Regions from separate parts of the Homo sapiens genome. Here region 1 is linked to region 2. The links are chromatin loops, found by intact Hi-C in ENCODE. Cell type or tissue: Calu3. All regions are shown on one strand. Links, peaks and the distances in the headings refer to the core of each region. The heading gives the core; the rest is flanking DNA. Region 1 has its middle 18 kb from the start of PIK3C2G. Region 2 has its middle 59 kb from the start of RERGL.

What was found. Peaks named below come from ENCODE experiments on the same cell type or tissue, not always from the same donor. Only the 100,000 strongest peaks of a DNase experiment are listed, where the experiment ranks them.
Region 1: it touches region 2 in a loop (6-fold over the local background); 1 of 110 quality-filtered maps calls a loop at or near these places.

Annotation. Positions count from the first base shown.
Region 1 is chr12:18,240,834-18,245,244 of GRCh38, reverse strand. It overlaps a transcript of PIK3C2G not described here. Among named protein-coding and RNA genes, the nearest start is that of PIK3C2G, 18 kb to the left of the region's middle. In Calu3, for the core only: no CTCF peak of the experiment used is centred there; a DNase peak (open chromatin) is centred at 2,278.
Region 2 is chr12:18,147,161-18,151,571 of GRCh38, reverse strand. No RefSeq gene overlaps it. Among named protein-coding and RNA genes, the nearest start is that of RERGL, 59 kb to the right of the region's middle. In Calu3, for the core only: no CTCF peak of the experiment used is centred there; a DNase peak (open chromatin) is centred at 2,351.

The DNA of each region.
Region 1 (4,411 bases), core at 297-4,296, 93 kb before region 2:
TCGAACGTTGTTTCTGAGTAAGAGATGCTCCCAAACATGAATTATATAAAATAGACTATGCCTTGTTTATTTTTTATTACGAGTTTTCCTATTTTTTCTGACTCACAATAATTCCTCAATTGAGGCTTCTAAGATACAGATGCCCACGTAATCTCTTAAAGTATTTTTCAGTTCACATGCTTTATCATTTGATCTTCACAAAAATTCTGTGAAACAGATTGGGTGAATAAAAATACATCTTTACAGTTGAAACATTGAGACTAAGAGGGAACAGAGAACTTGCTTGGAGCCACCCAAAAGAATTATAAAGCTGAAAATATAACCTCGATCTTTGACTTCACAAATAATATTTTATAATAAGCTTGTTTTCAAAAATTGTGCCTTCTTCTTTTTAAGATGCCACCAATATTATGTATAATCTATGCTAACTCCATATTGCCATACATTGCTTCTGAATTACTTCTGAGATTAATGTTCATTGTTAGAAAAATATTATAAGTGTCCCCAGGACAAGACTGGATCTTCCCTTTAGTTACTCTTCACATTTGGAAGCAGCTTGATAGCATCGCGGCAGTGCCTAAGACATACCTGATTAAATAATGGCTGGAAATTGTAGTATTTTCCTGATTTGATTAACACTTTAATTTACTTGTAAATCACTTTTAGAGATAGCGTAAAATGCAGAGAAAATGATTGGATTTGTGGATCTCCTGGATAAATGTAGTTTTGAGACCCAGAAAGCAGGTATGAGATAAGCTCAGAATTCTACCAAAAGTACGGAAAAAGTTCTTGTTTACTAAATTTTCTGTTTTATTATACCTTTTAAGCAATTTATCAAGAACCCCCAGTATTCCACTTTATTAAACAATCTAACATATTAGATTCTATAATTTATTTTCTACTAATGGTTTGAATAGAGCTCACTATACTGGAATTATCTTAGTATTCTTTTATTTTTATTTTAGGCTCTGCTATTAGCTGATGGTTATTTTATTACCTTTACTGACTGGCAGTTAGATTTCTATCCTGTTACAGATTATAGAATTTGGGGTAAAATATATTTTTCTTCTAGACATTTTCTTTAGTGAATAAAATTATTTTGCTTGATTTGGCATTTTGAATTTACCAAGATCATTTTGACAACTAATGTATTTTTAATCACTATTTTATGCTATACTCATGTAATATACCCTCTGTTCTCATAGTTATTACCACACTGTACCTTGTGCTTAATTCTCCCTTCTTCTCTTACTGAATATAAGCTCTGGAAGGCAGGGACTCAGTCTTAATTTTCTTGGTATTCTTTTGTCTGTTATAATACCTAGCACATAAACATCCTCAGGATGTTCAATAAATTAGAGTTTATAAGTGCCTTTTACATATTTTAAAAAGTCTTCTGTTTTTTTTCTGTTGTATTTTCTAGAAACCTAATTTACATTATTAAAGTAGCAAATCCAGTGTGAAGCTGGGTGTCACATTTAGAGTTTCTGAATTTGAAATTCTATTTGAAAATGGAGGAATTATAGGAAATGGGAGTACGCATTAAAAATGAAAGCCAGTTTCATAAACTAATAGACAAAAAGAAATCTAAATTGATGGCTCCATAACAAGCACTTTAGTTTCTCACCACTTGTTTCTTCAGGGCTTAGTGTCTACTCTCACTAATTATAATTTTTCAACTGCACTTGATAATTGTGATTAAAATGTTTTTAATTATCTGTGTTTTTAATTTTAATTTACCCCCTTGTTTTCTTTGAATTTGAATTGTACTTTGGGCCAGGTAGAAGTCACATACTGACCTTTAACATATGATTTAACCTTTCTGGGATGGTGCCATCTCTAACAGAAGAGTTTTCAACCAAGATCACCAACAATTTAATTACTGTAGTAATTATTCTTTTAAAATTTTTTTATCTGAAAAAATTTTTACCCAACACCTGCAAATGTAGTAATTATTCTTGCTTTACTCTATTCTGTCAACAATTTGTTATCTAGGAAAATTATCATTGAAATTAAAATACACACACACACACACACACACACACACACAGAAAGACTTTATAGGATTTAAACTTTATGAATTAATAATTTTATAATTATTCAGGCATTTCTGATTACATAAATCAAATAATCTTGATGTTGAAAACTTCATTTCAGGATACATTTCATAGTACAGTGTACATTTACATTACTTACCTTATATGTTCTTCTTTAAGTTGTATTTCTCTGGCCAGTAGAAATGCCAACAGGGCAAGGTCAGAGGCTCGTTTCGTGTTTAATGATTCACTATAACACTGTGAAAGGAGTTTTGGTCTCTGTTGATTTTATCTTATCAGTTGCTACACAAATAAAACTACATGTTCCCATGATCGGTTTGAGCACCTTGAGTGACTGGGAAAATCAGTTTTTCCAATCTCTTCCGTTAACACTTACTATTGACACACTTAATTCATACAACTTAACTGTTACTAGTATTAATTTAGTTGTTTAAACTTCCCTCTTTCATTAACTTCCAAGAACTAAGATAGGGGATCAGTGCTATAAAAGGGCTTTTATAAATTTATCTTAGAAAGTTGATTATTTGAAATTCTCACCTTATTTTGCTGTTACCCGCCTAAGATCTAAAAGTACCATCGATGACTCAGCAGAGTTGGAATGAAAGGTGTATGTTGTTGCTTTGTCGTGTATCTCTTCTCTTGTAAGAATATATTGGCTTCATTTTCCTCTTAAGGCATGGAGTTCAGTCTATACAGCCCTTCCCAAAACTTTGTGGCCTTGGGCATCTTTTATAATCTAAAAGATAAAAACCTCTGAAAAGACTTAAGATTTGCCACATTAGGAATTAAAATTCAGAAATATTTAAAATACGTATTTAACATTTTATTTTAAAACAACAATAATAAACTATTGCTTGGCAAAATAAATCATATATTTAATTTTACAAATAGTTATTAAAAAAATAATAATGAGAAGAGTTTTTTCACATTTTTGCAAAACTTGTTTGTGTTTGGCTTAATAGACAAATGGATTCTGACATCTGCTTCTGAATTCAGTCTGCTGCAACATACTGTTTTGAATCCAGGATCACTCAGATACGTAGTTGAAAAGAGAAAGTATTTTTAGATAATTGTGGATATTGTTATTTGGTATTTCACCAAAATTCATTAGGTGATAGTTTTTCAAATGATAGTTGCAATATGGAAGCTCTAACTGTACTGATAAAGTTTTCCTAAACTATTACATTAAAATTCATCTTGCAATGGATGTTTAACTCATGCATTTTGTAATTTTGTAACATCAAGCATATTTTATTTGGAAAATACTGATTTACTAAGTTATGCAATGTTCCAAATGTTGACACATTTTATTATACAATATCAAAAAGCAAATCGCATTTGTTAATGTAACTGCTGACCTAAATCTTTAAGTATTAGGAACATATAAAGCTCAGAGTGGTGGGTACAGACTTCACAAAATTCAAATTTTTACTTCAAGGATTTGATTTTGCTATTGGCAATAATTATAGTAAATTGTTTTCCTTGAGTTACAAAGTTACTTTCTTTCATTTTTGAGAATACCAAATACCTCATACCCAAGTCTCAATAGCCATGGTATCTGCTAGTCATTTCTTCAAGAGGACAGCATTACCGAGAAAGGGAGTTAGTTCAGTTTTCAGTTAAAATAAATGAACCTTAGCTTTTTCTAGACACAATCATTATCCTTTGATATGTAACAAAAGTACTTTATGTATAAGTCCCATGTAATTACACAGTGTGTTAAAACAAGATGCATTCAAAGGTTGAGATTTTATTAAAGATAATGATTATACTGCTTCATATAAAAAGTATTTTTGGCCGGGCGCGGTGGCTCACGCCTGTAATCCCAGCACTTTGGGAGGCCGAGGCGGGCGGATCACGAGGTCAGGAGATCGAGACCATCCTGGCTAACACGGTGAAACCCCACCTCTACTAAAAATACAAAAAATTAGCTGGGCGTGGTGGCGGGCGCCTGTAGTCCCAGCTACTGGGGAGGCTGAGGCAGGAGAATGGCGTGAACCCGGGAGGCGGAGCTTGCAGTGAGCCCAGATCGCGCCACTGCACTCCAGCCTGGGTGACAGTGAGACTCCGTCTCAAAAAAAAAAAAAAAAGTATTTTTACTGCTTTCATTCTTAATGAAACTGACTTAAGAAAAAAATTCCTGTACGCCACTGAGGAAAACGGTAACTACTAGAAAAATCTGGAGCCACTTCCTTGATTGGTGCTAGCTGCTTTACCCACAATGGCACTTGTACTATGAGCACAAATATCAACAAATTGAAAAAGGCAAATAACATTTTGTATTTTTATGAAAGTGGTTTTGACCTCAGGGACCTTCTCAAAGGATGTCTGAGACCCCTAGATTTATAGGGACA
Region 2 (4,411 bases), core at 120-4,119:
TTCCATATCTGTGTCTCCAGTACCTTTCACAATGCCTGGCAGATAATGCCTTATTAATAAATGTTTGTTAAATTTAGTTGAAAATAACTAAGACATTTACAACTGTAACATTTTATATATTGATTAAAAGATATTATGCATCTTTGTCATCATGGTTTACTCTCCCCATGTTTAGATAGCTACCTTTTTTTCCTCTACATTATGTACTTGAATGTGAGTATATTGGTTCATTCATAAGTATATATATCTGATATTTTGAAATCCTGACCTTCTTTTGTTCCATTTTTTTCTACATTGTCTTTTGCTTGGCTGAATCATCTCGTTATCAGTCTTGTTACAGATAAATAACTAAAGCTAGAAACTTGTCATTGCATCATGTTGTGCCTTAAATATCTAGCCTAGCTGTTAAACTACTTAAATTCTGATGAGAATTCAGTTTATAGCATATTATGGGGCTTGCATAGTACTCATCTACCATGAAGCTGGAACTTTCTTAAGCTTATTGTTTACTAGAGTGCTTGTAGAACACTACAGAGGAAAAGCTTTATATAGTGCTAGCTTGCCCACAGAGTAGCGTGTTTTTTCATATGTTAGCAGAAAGATATGATATATTAAACTGTTTTGAATTTAGCGCCAATTTAGCTTTGAAAATGAATGTTTTAAAGCTTAGACTCTACTTTTACTACTCATCTCTTAGCATACTAACATTAACATAATACAATTTTTGACAGAAGGGATTCTCCACGTGTCCCCTCAATCTTTAATTCAATGTAACTGTGATACATCTTAGAACGAAATCAACTTTCACTTATGTAAACCATGTATTTTGTATCTGGCCATGCTTTAAATATTATGAGATATGTAGGAGGCAGTATTCAATTTTTTTGTTTGTTTGTTTTGAGACGGAGTCTCACTCTGTCGCCAGGCTGGAGTGCAGTGGTACAATGTTGGCTCACTGCAAGCTCTGCCTCCCGGGCTCAAGCAATTCTCCTGCCTCAGCCTCCTGAGTAGCTGGGACTACAGGTACGTGCCACCACACTGGGCTAATTTTTGTATTTTTAGTAGAGATGGGGTTTCACCATGTTGGCCAGGATGGTCTCGATCTCTTGACCTTGTGATGTATCTGCCTTGGCCTTCCAAAGTGCTGGGATTACAGGCATAAGCCACCGTGCTGGGCCCTATACAAATATTTTCAATAAAAATTCTTTGTATGTACCATTTGATTTTATTTTATGTGTTATAAAATTAAAATGCATCCTCAAAAAAATACAGAAAAATAAAAAAAGTAAAATAAAAAATTCTCTCAAATATATAGACAAATAATCAAGAGAGAAATGTTTACGCATAAGTATATAAACATCACAGTTTTATGCACTCATATATGAGAATGAACTTATCCACACTGAACAATCAGGGCTACACTGATTGCAATAGTCATACTGCATACTCCTAGACACATTTCACACAAGGAACTAATAAAATATCCCTTTATCACTCTTCTATTTATTTCTGCCGTTTAGTGCTAGAGCAAGTCCAGCAAGAAAGGAGAGAGCACTTAAAATTCCCTGCTACTTGAAATTTTCTTAATTTTTCCCCTTTCTATATGTACTATGTGTACATTTTTTCTTTTCTGTTTGTAATGTAACTTATTTGTATCATAACTCTTTTTTTCTTTATTTTACCAAAGGTTTAAAATCAGGTTTTAATTTTTTTTTAATTTTCTTGTTGTTCTTTTAAATTAATTTATACTATTTGCTTTAAATATTTTTCTTTCATTTTTAAGTTTAGATTTACTCTTGTTCTTTTTCCAAGCTTCTTGTGTTGACTACTTAATAATTTTTCAGGGTGTCTTGTTTTATTAATAAACACATTTGCAATTTTACAATTTTCACCAAAAATTATTTAGCTGCATTCCACGTCTATTGCAATGCAATGCTTCTATTGTCTTCACTTTTGAAGATTTTGGGTAAACATTATCTTTTTTTTTTGAGACAGGATCTTGCTCTTTCACCTGGGCTGGAGTGCAGTGGTGTGATTACTGCTCACTGCAGCCTGTAACTCCCAGGCTAAAGCAGTCCTCCCAACTCAGCCTCCTGAGTAGCTGGGACAACAGGTGCATGCCACCATACCTGGCTCATTTTTGTATTTTTTGTTGAGACAGAGTCTCACTGTTACCTAGGCTGGTCTGGAACCCCTGGGTTCAAGTAATCCTCCTGCCTTCGGCTCCTAAATTGCTGGCATTACAGTCATGAGCCACCACACCAGACTCATTTTTTTTTAAGCTATGAGAGCAGGCAAAGAGCCAGACTAAAGAACCATGCATGGGCTTTCGACTGCCTCTGCTCAGAAGGATCACACATCTCTCATGCTCACATTTCATTGATTAGAATTAATCACAGAGGAGTGACTCACTGCAGAGGGGAGAAGTACAAACTTCAATGTCCAGAAAGACAGGATCACCAGCTACCTGTGAGCACCAGTGAGCCCACTACAATGTTTGAATTATGCTTTTTATTGTTATGTGCTGTGTCTATTCACTTCTCTGATTTTTATATTAAATTTAAATTTGCCCTCATTTTAAAGTTAATATGTCAGTTTTCTAAATTGATCTATGTTATATGTTATTACATAGACTCTTTTAAAAATTATTTTTCTGGATTTTTTGCTGAATATTTTTATTTTTCAGTTTTTTCAGTGAGATGTAGATTTACCATATGTCTTGATTAGGTAGATTTATCATTTGTCTTGATTCAGATTAGGTCTGAAGTTTTATTTTAATTTTCTTAAATAAATTGATAAATACCACTTGTTTATATTTGTTGTGTGTGTATGCACACAAACACACACATACTTATGTTGTGTTTTTTATTTCCCAGTTCTATTTTTTAAATTCCTCACTTTCTTTTGTTTTATAAATTTGTTTGGACAGAATATGTATTCTTACTCTCTTTCTCATGCTTCTGTTGTTTTAGAAGTGATAGAGTATTTGTCTATTACAATACTTAGCTTTAAGTGTGGAACATACATATATAACTAAGTTCTTTAACACAACTTAAAATCTTGCAACATTATTCTCTCCCATCTTTAAAAGACAAGAAACGTCAGCCCTTTAACTCTGAACCATTCCCCTCCCAGTAGTACTAATTACAATCTTAGTTTTATCATTTATATTTTTTAGTTTCCAATTAGCTATGCTATGATTCATAAATCAATAACTAATTCAATTTGCCATTTTACATCATAATATTCATATGACTACTCCTATCTATCTTGGCTGTTTTCTTCTTGTATAAGTATATATATATATACATATATATATATATATATATTTTTTTTTTTTTTTTTTTTTTTTGAGACGGAGTCTTGCTCTGTCACCCAGGCTAGAGTGCAGTGGCATGATCTCGGCTCACTGCAACCTCCGCCTCCTGGGTTCAAGCGATTCTCCTGCATCAGCTTCCTGAGTAGGTGGGACTACAAGTGCGTGCCATCATGCCTTGCTGATTTTCTGTATTTTTAGTAGAGATGAGGCTTCACTGTGTTAGCCAGGATGGTCTCGATTTCCCGACCTCGTGATCTGCCCGCCTTGGCCTCCCAAAGTGCAGGGATTAAAGGCATGAAGCACCGTGCCCGGCCAAGCATATATTTTAATAAGCCTTTCAGTGTGAATTTGGGGACTATGAATTTTCTCATTTTTTAATACCTGAAAATATCTTTATCAGTCTTCTTGAATGTTAGTGTGGCCAAAAATAGAAATTTCAGTGGAAAGTTATTTTTCTTTGGCACATTAAGAACATCATACTTTTGTCTTCCAGTATTTTTTATTGCTGATAAGTATATTGAAAGTCTAATTGTCTCTAATTTCTTTTCAGCGATCTGACTTTCTTCTCTATCTACATTTATAATTGATTATCTTTAATTTCTGATGAATGTAAGTTTTCTGTCAAGACTCAAGTATTTCACTGAGCTTTTGTTTCTTTAAATGATTTCCTACCATTCGGCCACGCTTCTTGGATTCCTGTTAGAGTTGAAGACTCTCAATTTATTCTTTATGTCTCTTAGCTGCTCCTTTATATTTTAAAAATTTACTTGTCTCTCATTACTGCACACCAAGAAAATTCCTCATTGTCTTCTATTAATTATTTGATTTTGTTCACATCTCTTCTATTGAATGTTTTTCTTCTAGAGATAATGTGTTGATTTTTTAGATATTCTCTCTATTCACTTTTTATATCATTTTTAATTGCCCTTTTTCACTTTTGGAGTTGATTCTTTAATGATTCTTTTATTTAGCTTTCTACAGACTGAACATACTTGCTCCTGTTTTTATCTTTTAAAACACTTTGGTTGTTTTCATTTTATCTGGTGTGAAAGCAGCTTTCAAGTGTTAGTGTTTTGGATCATTATTCTCATT